Linked DNA regions of Mus musculus: regions 1, 2, 3 and 4 are each linked to region 5. Evidence: chromatin loops called from intact Hi-C (ENCODE). Cell type or tissue: heart. All regions are shown on one strand. Region 1 has its middle 3.3 kb from the start of Gm43403. Region 2 overlaps Adh4 (alcohol dehydrogenase 4 (class II), pi polypeptide). Region 3 holds the start of Lamtor3 (late endosomal/lysosomal adaptor, MAPK and MTOR activator 3). Region 4 overlaps Dnajb14 (DnaJ heat shock protein family (Hsp40) member B14). Region 5 has its middle 5.1 kb from the start of Mir6380.

What was found. Hi-C counts contacts between places; a loop is a spot of excess contacts. Peaks named below come from ENCODE experiments on the same cell type or tissue, not always from the same donor. Only the 100,000 strongest peaks of a DNase experiment are listed, where the experiment ranks them.
Region 1: a loop joins it to region 5, with 2.8 times the contacts of the local background. A loop is called at or near these places in 12 of 42 quality-filtered maps.
Region 2: a loop joins it to region 5, with 8 times the contacts of the local background. A loop is called at or near these places in 13 of 42 quality-filtered maps.
Region 3: it touches region 5 in a loop (2.5-fold over the local background); 5 of 42 quality-filtered maps call a loop at or near these places.
Region 4: it touches region 5 in a loop (2.2-fold over the local background); 3 of 42 quality-filtered maps call a loop at or near these places.

Annotation. Positions count from the first base shown.
Region 1 is chr3:137,858,539-137,863,538 of GRCm38, reverse strand. No RefSeq gene overlaps it. Among named protein-coding and RNA genes, the nearest start is that of Gm43403, 3.3 kb to the left of the region's middle. In heart, no CTCF peak of the experiment used is centred here; a DNase peak (open chromatin) is centred at 2,548; H3K4me3 peaks cover 240 bases; H3K27ac peaks cover 280 bases.
Region 2 is chr3:138,429,267-138,434,266 of GRCm38, reverse strand. It overlaps Adh4 (alcohol dehydrogenase 4 (class II), pi polypeptide), which reads right to left. Exons shown (of 9, transcript NM_011996.2): 9 at 3,375-3,542. The coding sequence ends at 3,518. Among named protein-coding and RNA genes, the nearest start is that of Adh5, 11 kb to the left of the region's middle. In heart, a CTCF peak has its summit at 2,197 (motif pointing right); no DNase peak of the experiment used is centred here.
Region 3 is chr3:137,916,108-137,921,107 of GRCm38, reverse strand. Lamtor3 (late endosomal/lysosomal adaptor, MAPK and MTOR activator 3) reads right to left here and starts at 2,553. Exons shown (of 7, transcript NM_019920.2): 1 at 2,445-2,553; 2 at 2,190-2,235; 3 at 1,153-1,187. The coding sequence starts at 2,198. It also overlaps a transcript of Dnajb14 not described here. In heart, a CTCF peak has its summit at 2,626 (motif pointing left); a DNase peak (open chromatin) is centred at 2,597; H3K4me3 peaks cover 2,419 bases; H3K27ac peaks cover 1,946 bases.
Region 4 is chr3:137,893,103-137,898,102 of GRCm38, reverse strand. The region is part of intron 3 of Dnajb14 (DnaJ heat shock protein family (Hsp40) member B14); the gene reads right to left. Among named protein-coding and RNA genes, the nearest start is that of Gm40155, 17 kb to the right of the region's middle. In heart, a CTCF peak has its summit at 2,705 (motif pointing right); no DNase peak of the experiment used is centred here.
Region 5 is chr3:137,775,996-137,780,995 of GRCm38, reverse strand. No RefSeq gene overlaps it. Among named protein-coding and RNA genes, the nearest start is that of Mir6380, 5.1 kb to the left of the region's middle. In heart, a CTCF peak has its summit at 2,638 (motif pointing left); no DNase peak of the experiment used is centred here; H3K4me3 peaks cover 894 bases; H3K27ac peaks cover 515 bases; H3K27me3 peaks cover 611 bases.

The sequences.
Region 1 (5,000 bases), 83 kb before region 5:
AGCCACTTAGACGTGCAGTTAGTAGATCTACAGCACCTGCATTTATCACTCGCTGCTTGGAGACCATAATTATCTGAGTCTTGCGAATTTCGCATTTATATTAATACGTAGCACTTTTCAATTAAACATGATTGTGTGGCCATGTGGGTGGGCGCGGGTGCTCACCTCATTACTATAGTTGTGGAAATCGGATGACAACTTGAGTGAGTGCTCTCTTTCCAGGGTTCCAGAGATAAACTCAGGTATCAGGTAGTCAACTCTCACACAGCTAGCACCCGTCGAGTTATATCACCGGTTTATACTTTTTACATAATTGAATAGTAATATGAAGAGAATATTGAAGCGTAAACTCCACATTATTAGTACTTAAGTTTGGGAGATTTTATGAAATTAGAGGAACTCTCTGATACCAGGACATTAATGCTAGAGGAGAGACTCCAAACAATATTGATTCCGAGGCTTATTGGAACTAAGGAATTGTAATGATGTCATCACATGCCGAAAACAACTGAGGCTCCTGACATCCCAGCACCTAGAAGGCTGCATCAGAAGAGTCATAAGCAGAATGCTAGTCAACTCTACAACGATGGCATTTCAGACACCTAAGGACTGGCCTGCTGTGATGGTGGCAACCTACATCCTTAATACCAGCCCTTGAGAGGCAGAGGCAGGCAGATCTTTGTGACTTCAAGGCCCACACGGTCTACACAGTGAGTTCCAAGCCATCTACAGCTACAGACTGAGGCCCTGTCTTCAAAAAAAAAAACCAAGTATAAAGCCAAGCCCAGTAGGCTATCCCTGGCTTCTGATGGGATTTCTTGATATTTACCTCATAACATACGTCCATTCTCTAGAGAATTCTGTGTGAGCTTTTTCCCATGGAATCCAACTAAAAGGTTGACTTTTCTTCACTGAAGAGTGGTAGCAAGAATAAACTAGCAAGTACATGTGAGTTCTGTGGCGCCTCCTCACTGTAATCTTAGTTCTCAACCCTTTCTGCTTGTGCCTTTTAAAATGTTTTTTATTCTTATTTTTGAAACATGATCTTAATTCTGTAGCCCAGGCTAGCCTGGGATTTTCTATATAGATAACGTTGAGCTCAAACTTGTGATTCTCCTGCCTCTGCATTGTATATGCTGAGCTTATAGGTGCACACTACCATGCTTTTCAGAAAGGTTAGTAACCTTTGAAAGCTCAAGCCCCACCCCACCTTTTTCACATAGCCCTTAAAGGATTTAGGAAAACCTTATGCAGATTACATGGTAACATGTGCTTGACAATCAGCATATACTCAACAAACAACTATCCTATAAGGAGAATAAGGAAAGTGTGGTGATTTGAGAGAAAATAGCCCTATAGGCTCATAATATTTGAATGTTTGGGCCTTAGTAGAACTGATTGGGAAGGACTGGTAGGTGTGGCCTTGTTGGAGGAAGCATGCAACAGGAGATCACTTTAAGGTTTAAAACTGTTAAGCCAGGCTCAATCTCGCCTGTGTGTGCCTGTAGACTGTAGATCAGGATATAAGCTTTTTTTTTTTTTTTTTTTTTTTTTTTTTTTTTTTTGAGACAGGGTTTCTCTGTATAGCCCTGGCTGTCCTGGAGCTCACTCTGTAGACCAGGCTGTCCTCGAACTTGGAAATCCACCTGCCTCTGCCTCCCAAGTGCTGGGATTAAAGGCTTAGGATATAAGCTCTTAGCCTTACACCTTCCTGCCTGCTGCCATGCCTGCTGCCATAACGATCAGGAACTAAGCATCTGGAACTGTAAGCCAGCCCCCAATTAAATGCTTTCCTTTATAAGAGCTGCTTTGGTCTTGATCTCTCTTCACAGCAATAGAACAATCTAAAACAGAAGGGAAGAGAAAATAACATATTCCTAATTGGTTTTTCTTGACTGTTACGTATGCATCTTTTGATATGGAAATGGCAAGCTTAAAGGACACTCAAACTGTGCCAATGTGCTTGAATTAAAAAAATGTCACTCACAGTGTTGGGCATTCAAACACTGGGTTCCAAGTCTGGGGAGATTTAGGTGGTCCAGCCTGGCTGGGAAGCGTATGGCATGGAGAGCAGACCTTGGGATTCGAAGTTTCACACCACTTCTATCCAATTCAGTTTCTCTGCCGCGTGCTTGCAGTTAAAGATGTAAGGAGCTCGCCACTTCCTTCTCCTGCAACCCCTGCTGCTTGTTCTGTACCTTCTGCCCTAATGGAGACTTATCCATTGGAGCTGTGAGCCAAAAATAAGCCCTTTCTAGAAGTTGCCATGGTCATGGTCTTTGTCTCAACAGCAAAAAAGTACCTGATGTAGAAGTTGGTACTAAGAGTGGTGTTACTGTAAAGAACTATGGTTTTTTGTTGTTGTTGTTTGTTTTTTGTTGTTTTTTTGGAGGAACGTGGAAGAGTTTGGGACTTTGAACGTCAAAAGAGATTGCACGATGTAAGTAGAGCTTAATAGATCATCATAGTAGCCTGGAAGGCAGTAGTGCTAAGAGCCATGTGGGATATCCGCCAAGGAGAACTGCATACATGGAATGGAGCCAGCCCAAGAAAGCTGTGTTTTGTAGGCAGCAAAATTGGAGGGGCAGAGCCTTTGCTACCAAAAATAGAACTTCAGAATTTGGTATCTGTCCTGTTGAGTTTGGTCTTGCTTTGGGCTAGTATTTCCTAATGATGCTAATCCCAGTGGGCAAGAGTAAGATAACAACCACAATTTTTTTTTTTTTTTTTTGAGTCAAATTTGAAGCAAGCTTTATTCAGCGCTGGCCAGAACATTGGATGTTAGCCAGGGCCATAGCCAGGATTTCCAGAATATGGCCTCGAATTTCATTAGTTAGGAACTTATAAAAGCAAAAGCCACAAGGTCACATCCTTCCCATGTCTGTCCAATCAGGGGCAAGCATACATCTTGACATACTTCCTGCCTACATAACCTGCCACGTATGTGTGATCTAGCACATCCTGTCCAGTTGGGGCAATCAAGCTTCTTTATGGGAGTGGAACCACGTGGCTGTTATCTCACAGGAACAACAGCCCCCAGCAGTCCAGGAAGTTCTCTGTCCTTGGGCAAGAAGGACTTACAGGTTAAAGGCACTTTTGTTTTATAGATCTTTCAAGTGCAGAACTAAGAACTAAAACATAATTTTAGCCATTCCAGTGTCCCTACTCCTGTCTTTTGGAATTATAATGTATACTCTATACCATAGAATCTTGGAAGTATGTCATCTGCTTTTTAATTTTACAGTGTGTTACAATTAAGAGCTTGCCTAGAGTCTTAGAAGAGACCTTTAAACTATGTCGAGACTGTGAAAGACTAGGACTGTAAAAGCTGGACTAAGTATATTTTACGTTATGACGTGTCCACAAGCCTATGTACTGCAGCATATTGGATCACATGTGCTGTGAGCTGGAAAAACCTGTCCCTAGTTGTAGTGTGGCTCAGACCTAGCACACACCTTTAATCTGAGAGCTTTCTAAACAAGATTGAATAAGTCATGGGTCAAGAGGCAGAGCAAGCAACCAGTAGACATGAGGTAGGGAACATAAGAAAAAAAAAACCATAGTGAGAGGAAGTCAGGAGGACGGATAGAGAGATGAACCAGAAGTAGAAAGGAGGGACATTGAGTTGGAAGGGTTTGAGGGGTAGTGTGGAGAAGGAGAGCTGGCTCTTTCATTCTGGGAGGATGGTTGAGGAGGAAGGTCAGCTGGGTGCTTCTCTGCCTCTCTGTCTCCTAGATCTTCATTTGGTAAAAATGAAAGTTTGGGCTTTTGTTTTAAAAACAACACCTAATGGGGACCAGGAAGTGGAATGCTGTGGTTTGAATAAAAGTGGCTCTGTCTTAGTTTTCTATTGCTATGATAAACACCACCACCAAAGGCAACTTGGAAAGGGAAAGGTTTATTTCAGCTGGCAGTTCATAGTCAGCTATCCAAAGAAGTCAGGGTAGAAACCAAAGCAGGAGTCAGATGCAACCAAAGCAGTTGATGCAGAGGCCATGGAGAAGTACTGTGTACCGACTTGCTCATGCTTATTCAGTCTGTTCTCTTATAGAACCCAGGACCATCAGTCTAGGGTTGGCCTAGACCCTCCCAGGCCAATCACTAATTCAAATGCATTGTAGACTCACCTACAGGCAAATTGTATGGAGGCATTTTCTCAATTGAGAGTAGCTTTGTCAAACAGCTGTAGCTTTGTCAAACAACTGACATAAAACTAACTAAACAGTGTTTCGTAGTCTCAAGCATTTGAACACTTGATCCAAGTTGGCAGCACCTTCCGGGACACTTTAGGTAGTTTGGTCACTTCCAGTTCACACTGCTGGCTTTCTGCTTGCCCTTGACGGGGTTCCTGCAGTCATGCCTGTCACCTGCCACTGTGCTTTCTTGCCATCAGATACTTCCACCCTCTGGAACTATAAGCCCAAATAAACTATTTCTTTTCTCTCTCTTTCTCTCTCTCTCTCTCTCTCTCTCTCTCTCTCTCTCTTTCTTTCTTTCTTTTTTTTGTTTTAGATTTATTTACTATATGTAAGTACACTGCATCTGTCTTCAGACACTCCAGAAGAAGGCGTTAGATCTTGTTAGGGATGGTTGTGAGCCACCATGTGGTTGCTGGGATTTGAACTCCTGACCTTTGGAAGAGCAGTCAGTGCTCTTAACCGCTGAGCCATCTCACCAGCCCAAACTGTTTCTTATTTACGTTGCCTTAGTCACAGTCCTTTATCACAGCAATAGACAAGTAACCGACATACGCACAGCCAGCTCACCTGTCCTCCCAGGTCACTTTAACACAGTCACAACGGCTTTCTGCTTCCTCAAAGTAGAAGACAACACTAGCTCATCCTCTTTTCACAGTAATTGTCCTTAGCCCGGGCTGAGAAGGGTCTGATACAAATGTGCTACTCTTTTTGAGTTGTCTTTACTGTAGTTGTAGTTATGATAATACGTGTGTGTGTGTGTGTACATTATTCAATGCCATACCAATTTTGTAGTGTACAGTG
Region 2 (5,000 bases), 650 kb before region 5:
GAAAGGGGGAGATGTTGGGAGCCGCCCCCACATTCGCCGTCACAAGATGGCGCTGACATCCTGTGTTCTAAGTGGTAAACAAATAATCTGCGCATGTGCCAAGGGTATTTTACCACTACTTGTACTCTGCCTTTCCCGTGACGTCAGCTCGGCCATGGGCTGCAGCCAATCAGGGAGTGATGCGTCCTAAGCGAAGGATAACTCCTCCTTAAAGGGGACGGGGTTTTCCGCCATTCTCTCTCTGGCTCTGGCGCCTGCTCGCTTGCTCCTAAAGATGTAAACAATAGAGCGCGCTCTGCGCTTTGGCGCACCGGAGCTCTGGCTCCTAAAGATGTAATTGGGGTGGCTTTCGCTTTTGGGGCTGGGGGTTTGCGCTCCTGGCTCCTGAAGATGTAAGCAATAAAGTTTTGCCGCAGAAGATTCTGGTTTGTTGTGTTCTTTCCTGGCCGGGCGTGAGAACGCGAATAAGATGAACCCTTTGGGGGTTACATATTCAAATATTCTATATATCAGACATTTTTATTACAATTCATAACAGTAGCAAAATTGCAGTTATGGAGTAGCAATGAAAATAGTTTTATGGGGGGGGGGTCACCACAACATGAAGAACTGTATTAACGGGTTGCAGGGTGAGCACCACCGACTAAGGATGCTGATCTCCTTAAGGGTTTCCCAGGCATTTGAGTTTTCTGTATTTAGAATTCTCTGTTGAGATCTGTACCCATTTTTAATTGTGTTATTTTTTTGATATCTAGTTTCTTGAGTTATATATTTTGGAGATTAGTCCTGTATTGGATATGGAGTTGGTAAAAAACTGTTCCCCATTCTGTAGGCTGCTGCTTTGTCCTAATGACAGTGTCCTTTACCTTATATAAGCTTTTCAGTTTCATGAGGTCCCATATATTAATTGCTGATCTTAGTGCCTACATTAATGGTGTTCTGTTCAGAAACTCTTTTCCTGTACTAATGAGTTCAAGGCCACACCACACTTTCTTTTCTATCAGGTTCAGTGTATCTGATTTTATGTTGACCTTTTCGATCCATTTGGAGTTGAGTTTTGTGCAGGGAAATAAGTATGGATCAATTTGGATTGGTCTACATGCAGCCATCCAGTTGCTCAGCACCATTTGTGGAAGATGTTGTCTTTTTTTTCCACTGTATATTTCTGGCTTCTTTATAAAAAAGTCAGATGTCAGTAGGTGTGTGGATCTATGTCTTGTTCTTCACTTTGGTTCTGTTCAAGGTTTCTGTTTTTATGCCAATACCAGGCTGATTTTATTACTATAGCTTTGTAGTGCACATTGAAATCAGAAATGGTGAGACCTCTAGCCATTCTTTTATTGTTCAGGATTGTTTTAACTATCTTTGGGTTTTTTTTTTAAATTTCCATATGAATCTGAGAATTAGCCTTTCAAGGTCTGTGAAGAATTATGGTGGGAATTGCATTGCATCTGTAGATTGCATTTAACTGAACAGAACTAGACAGAGGGATAGCTGCATGACTTTTCCTGGGAACTATAGAGAGTCTTCTCTTAACCCCAGATATAGCATTAAGACACTGAGAAAATAAGTTAGCCCAAGTGTTAATTTGGTGAACCAATGTGTTTATTGGAGTTAGTTATAGGAGTCTGTTATAGGTAAATGCACTGGGGTTGGCAACACAGACCTTTAATTGTAGTGTCTCTCTCACAAGACAGAGGCTGGTGGGTCTCTATGAATTCCATACCAGCATGGTCTACATTTTGAGACAGATTTCTAATGCAAATCAAATCAAACCAAAATCAAACCAACCATCAATCATCAAAACCAAAAAAAAAAAAAAAAAAAAAAGAAAAGAAAATAAAAGCCCCCCAAAACCAAACCAAACCAAAACTGTGTAGATGCACCACCCTCATAAAGCAGTTGGAAGGATAGTGTTTGTGTCCCTGTAATAAGACTTTAGTTAGTAAGGTCTGCTTTGTCCAATTTACAGAGGATTGAATGGCTGGAGGGCCTGCTCTCTGTAAGGTGCTCAGGGTTCGGAACATGGCCCTGGTTCAGGGGGCTTGCAGCAGAAAGTGTTTGAGAGTCACATTATCTAATACATAGGAAGGAACCCTTTATAATGGTAGCTTTGATATCAATAGAAATTGCTATTCATTCTGAGTTCCTTTTCTCAGTGAAAATGGCATCTAATAAATGGAAAATTAAAAGGAACACCAGAGGGTGCTGTGGTAGCATTTTGAATACTAAGGTGCCAAAGGCATAGTGGCTACATGAAAACCCTTTGTGCTTTTCAGACAAGTGTATTGTAGTACTGTGATTAGGTTACCTTCTAAACTTAAGTGCTTGTACACGATTACTAGAATGGATGCATATTGTCACTAATGTCAGACCCACGAAACCAGCTTTTAGAAATAAGACATCTGCCTTATTATGTGGGAGAATACATATTTTGATAGGTAGGTTTAATAACCCGAAGAAGGTCAGTGGTCTATGTGTATTAAAATTTTGATCTTTGGACTAAAGCCTTAGAGAATGGAGACCAGGACAGTTCTTTACAACAACAGAAAGTGCATTGCCCTGCAAACCATTACCATAATATTTTTCGGTTTTTCCCTTTGGAGGGAACCAAGTTCTAGTCTGGCACAATGGCCTGACACTAGAAATGTAGTTTGTGCTGCGTCTAGCCTTTCAAGAAGCAGCATCGATTAATGAATGAGAACATGTCGGAGAAGGAGCTATCGGTCAGAACATAGACTTTCATGTATTTCACTCATTGTACGGGATTTTAAAAAACAGCATCTCAGTCTGTAGTCAAGCTTGGCCTTGATTAGGGAGAAGACAAATATAAAAAACAATTTTTAAAAAAAATTCCACTCAAAACAGGACATCTGCTTCCAGATAATGTCTTCTATATATTAACAACAGGGAACCGCATCTATGGATTCTTTATGACATGGTCTCCTATACAAGACCTAGACAATAACAACACCCATTGAGATTCCAATGTGGAAAGGGAAAATCTCACAAGACATACCCCTAGGTGAAGACCTACAGACAGTCAGTGGCTATGAAGAGAGGACGACCAGTCTTCTCCAAGAAGGAGCCACCCAATAGGTTATCCAATCCTGATTGGTTAGCCAATTACTCATGTAGAACATGAATAATACTAAATGGACTCAGCAGTTTCTATCTGTATATACATCTGCGTACATGTATGTATGTAACAGTGGAAGAAGAGAGGTCATGAATTCGAGAGTTAGGGGACAGGATGTGAGAGGAGCCGGAGAGGGAGACAGTGAGATAGAAATCATGTGAGTACCAGTACTCAACATATAAAATTCCCCCCAAACAGAAAACACACCAGCCCCTAAAGAGCAGCAAGCAAAAAAAACAGTGAATGTATAATTTATAGTTCATTTGTGCTGATACAAAGTGTAAATGCAGGCTTTCTTTGGCTCATCATGTGAGGTAATAAATCATCCAGACAGGCTCGGATCCAATCAGATAACATTCCAAGTTGCTCCTGGCATTTTCAGAAGGTCAGGATTGTTCGGATGCTGATAAAAGTAATACAACAATAAATACTATTTATCTGAACACTTTATCCAAAGTCCCCAGTTGTTTTCCTTTTCACTTTAGACTTTGGTCTAGTCTTTCTTTAGAGACGCCTTTTAAAAATCAACGTGTACTATTTATATACAGTAATGGGGTTCGTTGTGATATTAAAGCACGTACACAATGTTCTTTGATCATCTTCACCCCACCCCCTCTTGCTCCACTTCTCCCTTTAGTAGAAGCCCATGCACCATTTCTCCTATTGTGTCACCTTTCTCCATCCATGGCATTAATAATATTTGTGACAGTGTTAATAGACTGGGGGAAGGTGGTTTTCATTTTCTGTGAGATTTTTTCTTTGTTTCCAATCTTATCACCATGATTGTCATTTAGTCTCCTCTGCTTTATTTACTCCTCTTTTTTTGCTGTGTCTTTTAAGTTCTTTGCTCCATTTTTTTCTAAATACCACTATTCTTGGTGTTCACTCTTTGCTTCTATTAATAAAGGGTGTAACTTAACTAAAATCACTAATCCCAGTCTTACATAGTCCACAGCCTCTAGGAAGCCCTCATTCTGAGGGTTGATATAGATTAATACCTAGGAAGCAATCCTGAGATGCACAGTGCAGCTGAAACTGCTGGATAAGTGGAATGATCTGACAGGAGCCCCAGGACAAGGCAAGCCAGTGAGAGTTGAAGTGCTTGTGTGTACCTGATTCCTGCCACTCTCTGCTCATATCTCAGCAGTTGCACAGGGCTCTGACCACGAATGCTCTTTGACAAACCATAGAAAACAATTCCAGACGTGGGCACACTGGACCAGGGAACCTACCCTTCATTACACTATAGAAATCTTTCCTTCTAGGGAATAACTGACTTGAGTTAACAATTGTTTGTGAGAGGGAATTCATCTATCAGCGTATGCCACTACTGTATATGGCATAGTATATAATGCTGTATATTGCGGAAAATCAAGCTTTTCTTTTTTTTTCCTCCCAATGGCAATTGTTTAATCTGTTAAGCACATATAGCAATTTTGATGTAGTCAAGAGACACCTGGTTGGTTGTTAGAGTAATATGCTGGGCATGGTGGGTCACGCCTTTAATCCCAGCACTTGGGAGGCAGAGGCAGGCAGATTTCTGAGTTCGAGGCCAGCCTGGTCTACAGAGTGGGTTCCAGGACAGCCAGGGCTATACAGAGAAACCCTGTCTCAAAAAACCAAAACAAACAAACAAACAAACAAAAAACCAACCAAACAACAACAACAACAAAAAAAAAACAACCAAAAAACCCCCACAAAAACATAAAAGTTGGGGTTTGAAAGATGGCTCACTGGTTAGGAGCATTTAGTCCCCAGCACCTACATCAGATGACTCACAAATGCCTGTATTTCTACTTCCAGGGGTTGTGACATCCTATCTTGGCTTTCTCAGGCACCTACCTGCTCATGGTGCACATAA
Region 3 (5,000 bases), 140 kb before region 5:
TGTTGGCCACGTGTGTGAAAGAAGACCCAGCAGTTGATCTCTATAACTTGCCTTTTTATTAAGAGGAAGAGAATTAAAATTAATTTTAATTAATTTAACTAAAATTAATTAATTATTTCATTAACATAAAGTTGATAATAATCATTATCTCACTTAAAATACCCACGGTGTTTTCGATATACACCGTATAAATCACAACCAGAACACAGTTATTCATTTCCACTAATCTATAATCAGAGTAAAAACATAAGCCATACATCCAGCAATTCAAGTAAGTCTAAAGGAACGTTAGTTCATTTTTTTCAGCCTACAGAGATAAACTGATAACCACACATAACCACTTACAATTTTAGACTGGGAAGATAAGAAAAAGGATTTCAGAAAATATTCTGCTAGATGACCTCAAAGGTTATTCAGTCCAATCTGATTGTTTTGCTCTGAGATGTGAAAACACAAGACATTTTCCCCTCACTCCTGTCTTATCCCTAATGATTACAAAATCTGAGTCATTTGTAGAAAGATGTGAATGTAGACAAAAGAAATGCTTGTCAACAAAGACATCTTCTTTTCAATTAAACTAAAAGTGAGTTCCAATGAGTTCAAGTGGAGTCCTCTGGATCAGTAAAATATGTTATAAGAAATCTGCTAACCTTAACACCTGTTAACTCTTTGTAAGAATGGCACACAAAGTGCAGTGTGGAAGTGAATTTGTTTTTCAACTATTGTCTTAGCCTAGTAATTTTGGATTACGTTGACCTAGCAATTAGGTCCCAATAGTAACATTAAAAATAATGGCAAGTTTTAACCTTCTTTTCTTAAATTTACTTAAGAACTTTAAAAGATAAGCTAATAAACAACTACGGTAGTGTGTTTTTAAAAAAAAAAAAAATTGAAAGTGGCAGGAAATCTAAGTTCTAGTCCCCAGCATCTCTCCCCGTAGAACCACACAGAAGTCATCCAACAGCTCGGCTTCGAGCTATCTGGAAACTCAAGCCATCTCTTAGGATACCTGGGGTTAGTTTTATATTTAAATGTGGTAAATAATTACCATGAAATTTATAAAAATACTAATTTTAAAAGGAGAAACAAAATACTTTGTAAGATTAACACGTTGCACAGAATTTATTCAGCAACAAATCAATAATTTCTTACCTTGGCAACTTTTTGTACAGGAATCGCTTTAGATCCTGAAAGAGAATAATTTTTAAAAGACCATTATTACCTTGTGCTGTTCTAGCCCTGTCCCTATCCCTAAAGGACATGAACTCACCACTTGTCACTGGCATTTCATCTCTGACGTGTATAACTTGGGAGAAGTTAGTTAACCTTTTTCTAGGCCTCAGTTTCATTATATGCTTCGTTACATGTCTACAGGGATAATCACAGACCCTACAACCTAAGAACGCTGTCAAAGGTTAGTAAGGGCTATGTCAGTGTACTTGGAATTGGGACACACAAATACAGATTTGCTGTAAAATGAGGTCACGTGCTTCCTAATATTTTACATCCGGATGCTACCGTATTCACTTGAGAATCCTCTATAAATCTCTTCCCATGTCCGGGCATCCAGATTGCCCATGAATTTTTTTTTTTAAATGATCCTAATTCCGATAAACTATTCTAACATTCAGCTTCTTGGCAAAGATACTGACAATTATGACCTCCACTCTAAATGTGTGCTGTTTTGAACCTCTATCTCCCAAACTGAATGAGTGTCCTTTCCCACGTTACCACCACAAACTTACTTTTGCTCTCGTCTTAAACAGACACATAGAAACGGAACATAGCTTGTTAAGGGGGCACGCGTTAGCCATCCTTTTAGACTCCCAACACTGCCTACTGAGACACCAAGAGCATTATTTACTGGGAGAGGATTCAGAGCACTGTCCTATGAACAGGTACTGACTGGAAGGGCGGCCAGTCATCCTTCAGAATTTCCAGTGCCACCCACACAGAGTTCTTGTATGCTCCAATAGGATTAGGAGGTGGAAGAATATATAGTTCTCTGAGGCTAAAGCACCTTAGTGGCCCATCACAACCGGTCCTGACAGAAGCTCAGGCCCCTGCAAGTCCTTACTACAAATCCAGGAAGAGAGGCGAGGCTGAAACACATTTCTACCTTTCTCCTCTCAGAAGCCGTATGCAAACCTCCCACCTCCCCTTTTTCTTGGGAAGGGGTGTCAACTTACATCCGCCATGATGAACCCCTTTTCCTCGCAGAATCGATCTCCACTCCTGGAAGGAAAACTTCCGTGACTTCCCCCGCACCCGAGGCTTAGTCACCCTCTCCAGACCCAGACAGCATCACGAGATCCACCCTCTCCAGGGCCAAGCGAGAGCCCTGGATCTCCGTCAAGGGAGTGGGGAGGTTCCCGGGGACCCTGCCCGGTGGCCAGCCCACCTCTCCCCACCCACTCTGTCCCCGAGCTGAGAGGAGCGGCGACCTCTGCAGACGCACGCGCGCTCCAGCCTGGGAAGACCTGCCCCGGTGTTCCCGCAGTTCAGTCGCCTCTCTGAAGCCGCCTGTCAAGTCGCTGTCACATTACTCGTGACCTCCGCGGGATCCAGGAAGCACTTGCTGCACCCTCCAGTACCGGGACTCGGAACTTCCGGGGAGACCCGGGCGGAAATTGCGCGCGCGGCCGCCCCGCCCCCTGGAGGCTTTTTTTTTTTTTCCTGCGCCTGCGCGCTGCGCCACGAGCAGCTGGGTTGGCATCTGCGGTCCTTGCACCTTAATTTCCATCCAACTCACCTACAACGGAAGATGATCCTGTGCGGAGTATGTGTACACCTTTCCCAGACCCATTATGTAAATCTTTATGAATGAAGACGTTTGAGGAGAACAAACTGAGCAGCCTACTTATTAGAAGTCCCAGGTCCTTGGATAACCTAATTTACAAGCCAGTTTCCTAACGGTGCTGCTACCACATGTTCTCTTGGGTTTTTACCTAGAAGTGCAGGAGCCATGGGCCTATGGGCTCGTTTGCTAAGTCCGTTTTGAACACGCATGCACTGGGCTGCCTGCTTTGGCTCTTGGGCCTGCATTTGTTGTATCTTCTTAAAATAAAATAAAAACTGCCTATATTTTTTGTTGGTGTTTGTACATTCAAGAAAGCCCACTGTAAGGGCAAGGCAAGAAAGCTTAGCAAAAGGGAGGCTTCTCCATTTGCTTTGGCCCGGTGTTTCTCATTACTGACGCGTTGATAACTCTTTTGTGGTAGAGGGCAGCCATGTAATCCGCTTAGGAGACTCTGGTAGAAACCCTGAGGACAAACGAAAATCACCTGGGATCTAAATACTCCCCAGTGGCTGCCTGAGCTGGGGGGAGTGGGGGGAGGGCGGGGAGGGGGAATGGAAGCTGATGGCTTTTGCTGCAGATGTTAACAGTCGTGTACCGTTAAAGAAAACGGTAAGCTCTCTAGGAGCACCTACTTTGGAATTCTTTTACTAAATCGCCACTCAAGTTTCTTTTCATTTCCACAAAGTTTTAATACTTTTATTCTTTGAGAATTTCATACAATGCATTTTGATCATATTTACCCCTGACTCTTCTGCTCTAACTCCCCTTAGGTTCACCCCCATGTCTGTACCCTTCAAACTGTGTCCTCCCCCCCCGCCCCCATAACCTATCAAGTCCAGTTTGGGCTGATCATCTCCGGGGCCTGTGGGACTAGCCAATGGAGCATGGCCAACCTACCAGAGATCACCCTTAAAGAACACTGACACCTCTCTCAGAAGCCATCAATTGCCCATAGCACTTCAGTGTAGGTAGGCTCACCAACCATCCCCACTGCATGCTAGAATGTTGGCTGGCTTGATCTCCGGCAGGCCCGCTCAGCTGTGTGAGCCAGCGTGTTTGTGATAGCATTGGTTGGCCCACTGTGCATGAAGTTGTTCTTTAGTGTCTCAGCCCCCCTTTTGTTCATCCTTTGGGTTTTAGTTTAAGTTTAGTTTCTCAGTGAAATCTTCCTTGACCTTTCCAGAATAGTAGAGGTACTCGAGATAAATGTTAATATATAGATAAATGTTAATAAATAAATATTAATAGATAAATGTTAAAGATAGATAGGCGTTAATAGATAAATGGGTAATTTGTGATCTTCTTACATTTACCAAAATTAAAACATTCATTTCCTGGACAATAATGTTTTCTTCATTAAATTTACACTTAGAGCATTGTCTTAATCCATGAATAATTCCCAGCTCCTAGCTCATTACCTGTGACACAGCAGGGATTCATACATTTATTGAATGAATGGATGAGTGAATGAATAAAAGAATGAGCATATCAAGAGGATCCTATGCTGGGCATGGTGGGGCAGGCCTTTCTTTAATTCCAGCACTTGGGAGGCAGAGGCAGGCAGATCTCAGTAAGCTGGAGGCTAGCCTGGTCTACATAGTGAGTCCAGGATAGTGAGATCTATATAGTGAGACTCTGTCTCAAAAGAAGAAGAAGGAAGAAGGAAGAAGAAAGGAGGAGGAGGAGGAGGTAGAGAAGGAGAGGGAAAAAAAGAAAAAAGGATAAAATATAATGAAGACAAGCCTTTTATGGTGAGAACACCCCCTCTTTTTATTCATATGTTGAGATAAATTACAGAGACTGAAAGACAAAAATTTGTAAATCATTCATTAGAACATTCGTTAGAAATCAAAAGCAGCTTTAAGAATTCTCATATGAAACCTTATATAAGTCTGATATAACATTACATTTTTACAAATCAGACCTTTCATTTTTAAACCTAATTCTGAGGTCTTGAATGCACGAGGGAGCTCTCCTTCACCAGCAGCACTTCATTCTAAGTACACAGGCTTCCATGAACACCTCACCAGACCTGAAAACCCATATCACACCGTGGAAATTACCTGCAGCTTAAAAACAAACAAACAAACAAACAAACAAAAAACACCCTAAAACTTTAAATGGAAAGTCTCACATAGCAATCCAAAGACCAGAAGTAAAGCAAATATGAAGCACTTTTTAATGCAAATAAATTACAGAC
Region 4 (5,000 bases), 120 kb before region 5:
TGCCTCTGTCACCCAAGTGCTGACGTTACAGGTGTGTCCCACCATCCGTGCTCACAAGAATTTAAACAAACATTAAACAGAAAAAGAAAAAGAAAAAAACTCCACAGGAATGAAAAAGCTACAAAACACTTGGCAGACACTGGGCTTTGCTACAGTGCCAATGTTTTGGGTGAAGCATGTCTTTCTTTGAAGATGAGGGAATCTCAGATCCCCTCACTTCGATAAGAAAAAGCCCAAAGGAGGAAGTAACATCTTTGTTCTGCAAGTCATGCCCTTGGGTCTACACTGCTAATATTAAACTACAAACCTAGCCCAAGCTTTGGCGCAAGATTATTTATGAAACACACGGGTACCCTGTGCCCTCTGCTAGGATGTCCCTGTGTATGCTGACAACAGAACAGTGCACTGAAACAATCTCCAACCTTTGAAGATAATGTGTCCTAGTTTGGTGGCTTGCTTTTGTGTTGTTTCTTGCTTGTTTGATGGTGATAGTGGGTAATGAACTAACGTCTTTGTGAATGAGAGGCAAGGACCGATGAGCTACAGTCAACACCGAGATAATGGTATTTATGTCCGAGAGGAGAGAGAGAATGCGTGTCACCGGAATGGTGTGGGAAACACATTTAGGTATGTTATAAAAATCATTCTGGCCGGACAGTGGTGGCACGCGCCTTTAATCCCAGCACTTGGGAGGCAGAATCAGGCAGATTTCTGAGTTCGAGGCCAGCCTGGTCTACAGAGTGAGTTCCAGGACAGCCAGGGCTACACAGAGAAACCCTGTCTGGAAAAAACAAAAACAAACAAAAAATCATTCTGCATAATAAATATTTCTTTGCTTTAGTAAACTTAACAAGTTTCCTGGGAAAGACAACCCAGCCAGGTTTTGTTTACTGTCCTAGGTAACACTTGTTTCCCTTAGAGAAACACAAACATAGCATTTAACTTGAGTCTTTAGTCTATGGTTACTTCTCTATTCTTGAAGAAAATAAAGTAGAATAGAAAAATAAACTGCAAATGACTTCCCCTTTCTATAAAATAACATTTCAGTGTGGTCAAACTCTTATCTATCCTATTTTCCATATAAAGTGGGGACCAAAGTGGGGGCCGGCGAGATGGCTCAGCAGCCAAAGGCACCTGCCACAAACTGATGATGACCTGAGTTCCAGCTCCAGGACCCGCTTGGTAGAAGGAGAGAATGTGCTGCAAACTGTCCTCTGATCTCCACAAATCTGTGTGGACACACTTCAGCACGTGTGTAGGCATGTATGTACAAAGACACGCATGTGGATGGATAGATAGATAGATAGATAGATATTAAAAAAAGAAGAAGAAGAAAAAACATCAAAACATTGTCTCTGATTAGGGAAAAACAGCTTGGTGTCTCCAAGCAGAAGACTGGCTAAGAATACGTCAGACACTCAAGGAAGCACACGACAAATGAAGCCTGCCTCTTTGTGTGACCACACTGGCTGCAGGATGCCTAACTACATTTGCTCACTGAAAAGCTGTGGGTTACAGGCTGGGGTTTCTGTTCGGTTTCTAGTGGGTGAAAACTGGCTCCTGAGCCAGCTCCTAATTCTGATCTCCCTTGGGACTAATTAAAGTGGCATTCTGATTTATAGCTCACCGCCTGCACACTGACTGTGTGAGCCTCTCCACTAGAGACTACAATCTCCCAGTCTGCTGATCAGTAAGGAGTATTTCTCCCTTACAAAGCAGAACATTACACCATAATGATGACACCCAGCCTTCACACCATCATTGTGAGACCCCACTGACCGGCTGGCTGGCTGGTATGAGACATCTGCGCTGCTTGCTGCTTCGTAAGAGCAACAGCAATGCTGCAGCACAGACACCTGTAGTCTTAGTTTTTCCATAAGAGCAACAATGCTCACCTGACCGTGATGCAGTGGGAGAAATTAGCTTAACATTCTTTGAAGCTTTTGGATTTTTTTCTGTTTCGTGGCACTAGAGACCGAACCCTAGACTTGTACACACTAGGCACATACTCTGCCAGCAGCTACAGTACAAACAGGTTCAGCCAGCCTCACACTCTTTTTTTGTTTTTTTTTAAAGTTACTTTTATTTTATGTGTATAAGTATTTTGTCTGCATGTATCTGTGCACCTTGTGCATGGCTGGTGCCCAGAGAAGTCAGAAGACGGCATCAGATACTATAGGACTGATGTTATAGCCGCTTATAAGCCATCATGTGGGTTCTGGGACTTGAACCTGGATCTTCTGGAAGAACAGCCAGTGCTTTTAACTGCTAAGCCATTTCTCCACGCCCTGATTGTTTATTAGTTTTGAGACAGAGTCTCATGTAACTTTGACTAGCCTTGAACTTACTACGTAGCCAAGGAGACTTAGAACCCATGATTCCCTGCTTCTCCCTCCCAAGTGCTGGGATTGCAGGCGGGCAGAACCACACCTGGGAGCCATGCCTAACATTCTTAACATTAGGAAGCATTATTACTATGAACCTTTTGTTTTGTTTCTTGTTTTTCAAGGGTTTTTCTGTGTAGCCCTGCCTGTCCTGAAATTTCTCAAACTAGGAGAGCTACCTGCCTCTGCTTCATGAGTGCTGAGATAAAAGATGTATGCCACCACCAGATGTATGCCAGGCGGCCTACTACTATTTACTTGTATGTATAGGAAGAGTTTGCCTGGATGCTTGCAGCACATGGGTGCAGTGCCTGTGGAGGCCATTAGAGGGCGATAGGTCCCCTAGAGCTGCAGTTAAAGAAAGTAATCCAACCTGGGTCCTCTGGAAGAACATTGTGTGCTCTTCCCTCAGTGCCATCCCTCCAGTCCAGGGAGAATTACTATTGCCAACGTTATCTGGATCACCCATCACCAAGACCTGTTATAATTTTATTAAATCTGTCCTGATCATTATACACACATAGATAATGCATTCCGTGTGCTGACACTTTCCAGTCTCTCTTATGCCCCTCCTGTAGACATCCTATACTGTGTCTTTCTTGTGCGTGACCGACTGAGTTTAACCAGGGCCTCCTACGTCATCACGGAGCAGGAGCCAACCATCAGAGTCTGGCAGGCTCATGAGACAATGGGAAAAGGTTTAAGTTAAACTCATGTAGAACTGTGAAAATATGGTTTTTCCATAATTTCTTTTTTGAACTATTTATTTCATTTGTGTGTGTGTGTGTGTGTGTGTAACCTGTAGGAATCAGTTGTCTCCTTCCACCACATGAGTCCTGAGCCTCACACTCAGGTTGCCAGGATTGGTGGCAAGTGCCTTCACCTGCTGAGCCACGAAGGTTCCCTACCCTCTCTCTGTGCCGCTGTTAACTTATCTTTTTCCAGAAGAACAACTTTGGCAGAGCTTTCACTGGAATATATTATTAATTCCCAGATGTATTTTCCTTGGCAACTTCCTTCAACAAATAAAACTGTTCTGTAAACAATATCCTCCCTCCCCTCCCTGCCTCTCCCTCTCTTTGACTATGATGGGAAAACAAAAAAGAGTTTTACAGCACATAACTCTGCTGGCCTGGAACTTGCTATGTAGACCAGGCTGGCCTCAAACTTGTGATCCTCCTGGCACTGCCTCTTGGAAGCTGGGATTATAGACATGTTCCCCAATGGCTGGATTATAAACAACTTGAACGGTATTTTTATGAAAAACTAATGGAGTCTTTTTTGGGGGGTGGGGGTGGGGTTCAAGACAGGGTTTCTCTGTATAGCCCTGGCTGTCCTGGAACTCACTCTGTAGACCAGGCTAGGCTCAAACTCAGAATAAGTGGGATTAAAGGCTTGCAGCCACCACTGCCAGGCAAGTCTTCTTTCTTGAAACATTTTAACATAATCCCTCCTTTGTTCTATTCCCGGACCCCAGCAAGTTACAGAAAACACCAAACCCTGGCTCTAAGGATATCAAATTCACAAGAATCAACAATCACTAAGTTAAAAGTTTCACTATGGACAACACATTAATTGTTACAATGAAACTGTAACAAACCATGAAACTATTGCTATTGTTCTTTTACTTAATAATACGCTCAAGGCATGGGGAGTCCTGACACCAGCCACTCTGTCTGCCAGGGAGACGCTACCCTGGCTTCCCTGGAAAGGTGAAGTAAAAGGAAGCCTCTGCCAACCAGGGGAGGCAAGAGACAGTTGTATAACTTTCATTACAACATATAAAATAGGAAATTATCAAACCCGTTACCTAATTTTCACCCCTATTTTGCATAATAGTTACTAAATTCACCAAAGCTGTAGAGAAGATTAGGAAGTAAAGTAGATAACACAGACGAGAGATAAGAAATCAAGTTTGAAGAAGCAAAAGTAAACGCATTACTAAAAATCGATATAAAGGATGCAGAATTGTGCTTTGCCTTGCTGTGCACACTTGTGATGGCAGCGCTCAGAGGCAGGAAAACTGCCAAGTTCACTCAGCCAGCCTGAGTTGCACAGCAAGACCTGAGCTCATAAATTCCAGGACTAGAGATGCAGCTCAGCGCCAGAAGCTTGTCTAACACACGCATGGCCCTGGGTTTGACCTCTGGCATCATAAAACCTGACCAGCATCATAGAAATATTAAGAGCACTACCTACCAGCATTCCTGGAATGGCCTGTCTAGGAAATCTCCACTCTAGGCCACGTCCAAGAAAACCTCAGTAAAACTGTTACTTTCGGTTGACTTGGGTCATATCTCAAACACTGGAAGGTAATACAAACTGTCAACCTACCTCCTCACACCAAACCAGAAGACACACACAGTACCTGGATATTACTTCGGACTTCGATTACCAGCCTGCAGACTTTCGCAGCCATACTGCATCTGCTCCACTGGGTAATGGAAGCTAGTCTTAAAGATTCAAAGGATTAGCCCAAAGTGGTGGCGCATGCCTTTAATCCCAGCACTCGGGAGGCAGAGGCAGGCAGATTTCTGAGTTCAAGGCCAGCCTGGTCTACAAAGTGAGTTCCAGGACAGCCAGGGCTATTCAGAGAAACCCTGTCTTGAAAAACAA
Region 5 (5,000 bases):
TCAATAAAACAGCTGTCCTCCCCGACACCAAACTATGCTCTTATGTTCTGCAATAGAGCACCAGCATCTACCTATATCTTTCCTGCCTTCCAGGAGAGAATGAGGTGTCTTTTTTTTTTTTTTTTAAGATTTATTTATTATGTATACAGTGTTCTGCCTGCAGAAGAGGGCACCAGATCTCATTATAGATGGTTGTGAGCCACCATGAGGTTGCTGGGAATTGAACTTAGGACCTCTGGAAGAGCAGACAATGCTCTTAACCTCTGATCTATCTCTCCAGCCCTGGGAGGTGTCTTTAATAGCTCAGATGTGCAGTGTCTTCAAGCGTGATGATTTTCCCATTGAGTTAGCTAAGAGGAGTTGAATAGCAATGCTATCCTGTAGGAAGAAACCTAGGTCAAGGAAGGCAATCTGGCTTCCTGATAAGCTGCAGTTGTGAGCGTGTAAAATATTCTGGACAGCTGTTTTACATCACCAAGAGCTCTGTGGTTCGGCATTTCTCAGGGAGCCCTTCCACAGGTGCGTCGTGTGCTCTCAGGAGCGACTCTCTCCACTTGTCTACCGAATGCAGTTCTGTTAGGTACCCAGACAGCTGGGTGTGGTGACCGGAGTTTGGTCCCACCCCTGGAAAGGATTGGGCAGGAGGATTCTGCATTCCAAAGCAGCCAAGGCTACTATACTAGATCGGAACATATACGGGAATAAAACAGAGCCCCGCGGAAGTTTAGGTGAAAGGGTTTAGAGATGCTAAGTGAGCAATCATGCAAATGAGCGGCTTCAAAGATCCTTCCTGGGATAAGGGAACAGCTGGGGTCTAAAGAAAGCCCGGCTAGGGAGCCCTGATGGCTATTAGGTCTAAGGGTGGATGGAGTTGGCTTTCATCCTCGAAGGGCGAGATAACAGAAACGTCCCCTCCTGCCCCAGAAGAAGGGCTCACTTTGGCTGGGTGCTACACTTGGGCGGGAAGACCTCGTGTGAGGTCTCTTGCAGTCTCAAGTCTAAAAGGACCCTAGGAACTTAGGGAACCTTTGGAGCTTTATTGTAAAAGTGGTTGGAAGCAGGCAGGGATTTTTGTCTGAGTGAGATTGCTGGCTGCAGACTGTAGAATTCATTCCAAGTGGCTTGTTTGTTTGTTTGTTTTGAAGCATGCAATATGATCATTTCTTCAAGTAAAATGTTTCATAATTTGTGCTGTCCGAATGACATCTAAGCTTTCTGTCTTAGGTTATTAAGTAGCTTACTGTACCCGAGTTAGCACCCAGTTTGCTTCTGGTGAGGGGGAGTTCTGCGTAGTCTGTGTGGAGAAATGGAGGCGCAAGTGGCCATGTGAAAAGGGGTGCTGTCTAAACTTTGAAGAAATTAATTAAGCTTGATTGTGTGTGTGTGTGTGTGTGTGTTTATGCGTGCGCGTGAGACTTGATGGTATCCTAGCTTCCCCTGTGGACTACAGGAATGGCTTCTGATCCTAGATGGGGCTGTGTCCCATCCTCTTCTGTAGGTTTGTTGGCCAATTGCACACGTAGGTGACAAAGACTCCCCCAGCTATGAATATACATGCTCCCATCTAAGTCAGAGCAAGCCTCTCTTTCCACCTCCCATCTCTCTACCTTTAAATACTTGAATAGTGCTGCTTTGGAGATTAAAGGGCAAACTGCAGGGTTCTCTTCTACAAGGCAGAGCCTGGGAATCAAACTCAGTTTGTCAGCCTTGGTGACAAGTGCCTTTACCTTCTGAGCCATGCACCCATATCTTAAACTATTGCTGCTTTTCTAGATCTCCTCCCCTTTTAAAATAATTGGCTTTGAGACAGGATCCAGCTTATCTTAAATTTAATATATAGCTGAAGATGGCTATGAGTTTTCAAACTTCTCATTTTCTTGCCACCACTTGGAATTGCATGTCTGCTACCACCTGGGATTACAGGTGCGTGCCAACCTTGCTTGGTTTATGCAGTGCTGGGGGTTGAACTCAGGGCTTTGTACATGTTAGACAAGTAGTCTACAGTGGACCTATATCCCCAGTCTGCCTTTGGTTTTTGAGATAGAGACTTCATCTAGCCCAGGCTGGCTTCTGAGTCCTGGGACTATTGCAAGCCCGTCTTTGATTCATACTTCCCTCTGGCCGTGTTCTTCTCTTCCCACCACATTTTGCTGTACTGGCCGAGGGCCTTTCATGCGTCTTCACTTCAAATCAAGCCAGTAAATAGCTCTCAGTGATGGGCAGTGCGATTCCACATGCATGCACCCTTACACAGTATAGCAGATAAGTGTTAGGAGGAAAAGTATTTCCACACTCAGTTCAGAAATTACTTTTAATCAGAGAACTCCATAATTTAGGGTTTTGCATTCTGCCTGTCGTTTCCAAAATTCAGTCCAGGGATGCGGCTTGCTGGGTAGAATGGTTGCCCAGCGTTCACAAAACCCTCTCTGGGTTTAGAACCCAGGACTAAGCTGGTGGCACGATGGTGCATGCCTGCAATCTCAGCTCTCAGTGGCAGAAGCCAGAGGATCTGAGTTCGAGGTCGACCTCTGACATGCAGGCCATTCCAAGCCAGTCTGGTGCAAATGAGACGATCTCAAATCAACAAAGTTAACAGAATACCTGGCTAACCTTCATCTCTTACCTTGTACTGCCATCCTGTGGCCATTTTATTTTCTAGCCTAAAAAGAAAGGAAACCCTGTTTTCTATTTCCATCACACACAATAGCCCCGGGTTGTCACTAAACACAGGACTACATATATACTGTACTAAACACAGTACACAGATATCGCGGTACTACCAACATGTCCCGCCACATGGAGTGGAGTCCACCATGCCATTTATGTTCTGAGTGAGACAGGCTTTCCCAGGACTCTGCTCTTCAGGCTCCCCTCCTCTCTACCTTGGAATCTCTTGGCGGCTTCTGCAGGACTTCTCTGTACTAGCGTCGGCGACATCTTGGTTCTCTCTTGGGTGCTCAGAAATACTTTCTGCTGGAAGCCTGGGTTTGTCTTTCTTTTGTACGTTGTCCCGTTGGCCTATCTTCTGAACTTCTGCTAAACCCCAGAGCTCTCTTAGTGACTTGACAAGACAGGCAGGGTGCCTGGAAAAGAATGTGCTCAGGCATATCCTGGCTGTGACCACACATGGTTTAGCTTCTCTAGAGAAATGACTGCACAGAAGGTTAAATGTAAGGTAGCCAATGGTTTTCTGCTGGTTCTGGGATTCCTTGCACAGAGCTTGTCTCCTCTGTGACTAGGAGGCAGTCAGTGGGCACATTCCAGGAGAGCAATCTTTGTTCTTGTTTTTGGTATCCAAGACCTCTAGGGTTTAAGGTCCAGTCCTGGAAAATAATAACAGTGATAGTGGTTACTATCTGCAGAGTCCTGGTATGTCTCTGTCCTATCTAACATTACTCACAATTTCTTTTCTTTTCTTTTCTTTTCTTTTCTTTTCTTTTCTTTTCTTTTCTTTTCTTTTCTTTTCTTTCATCTTCTCTTTCTTTCTTTCTTTCTTTCTTTCTTTCTTTCTTTCTTTCTTTCTTCCTTTCTTTCTTTTGACAAGGTTTCTCTGTATAGCCTGGCTGTCCTGGAACTCACTTTGTAGACCAGGCTGGCCTTGAACTCAGAAATCCGCCTGCCTCTGCCTCCTGAGAGCTTAAAGTCGTGTGCTACCACGCCCAGCTTTTTTTTTTTTTTTTTTACAATTTCAAGACCATGAGGTGAGAATATGATTGTTTTTGTTTTACAAGTAATGAAAGTTCTTAGTCACAGAGTAATGATCCTTCTTGTCTAAGGTGGCTCAGCCTGGAATTGGGTTGCTGAAAATGACTTCGCATCCCTGATATCCTTGAATGAACTTCAGTCTGTGTCTCAGTATAAGCCTTTCCTTATAGCCCAGTATCTTTGAACTTCTCAGCCTAGGGTGTTCCTTCTAGGACGAGAAGGGACTGAAGAGTCAGTGCCCATTGTTTATAGATCCTCAGTGTACTATCTTCGTACGCAATATCCATGCTCCAATAAACACCAGTGTTCATTCTGAAAGGTAATTGCAAGCATTAACAACTTCCAGTGTTCCAGCATTATCTCTAGGATAACTTGCAGCTCTGAACAATGCTTTAGAAAGACCTCCCTAGCAGCGTGCTCGGGAGCCATTCCTGTTCCATTAATGCCAATGACTGCATTTGCTCTGAGCACTGTAAGCGACTCTGCTGCAGACTTCAAGACTGCTGCAAAGATGCATTTTTGACACTGACGACTTTGATGGCAGCCCAGCTCTAGCATCAACATTAACAAGGAGATTTATTTACTTTTATTTTTGGCTGTGCATATCTATGTGTACCTCACATACCTGGCACCTGGGAAGGCCAGAAGAGAGCATTGAATCCCCTGTAACTGGAGTTACAGCCAGTTGTGAGCCATCACGTATGTACTGAGAACAGGACAAGGTCCTTTGCAAGAGGAGCAAATGCTCTTAACCACTGAGCCATCTCTCCAGGTTTCATCAGTTTGATCTTAAAGAAAACCTTTGACACGGTGAGGCCAATTTCCCCCAAATACTTATATATCGTAGCTATCGTATTCCTTCTTAGACAAACTGCCACACACACATTCTTTTCTTATGTGTGATGTAGCTTACTTCATAGTGCTGAAGCAATTCTTCCCGTGCATAATAAAATAACAGCCTTGGATTACACATCTGTGTGATGCATGATTTTAACCACACAATAATGATTAATACTCTGGCATGTTTAGTACCTACTGAACATGTTTTCCAGTGCTTTCCATGCCTGCCTCATTGAATCTTCATAGCCCTTTAAGAGTTTACCATAATTGTCAGCAAAGATAGCACATACTACAAGGGGTGCATGGGAAGTAACGAAAGGAGCACGGAGAGGTAAACCAGTTGTCTCATTCATGTAGTATGGAACCAGCAGACTTGCTATATGTAATATAGAATATTTTCAAAACTTTATACCCTAAATCTAAGACATCAAAGACAAAGAGAAAGGAATAAATAC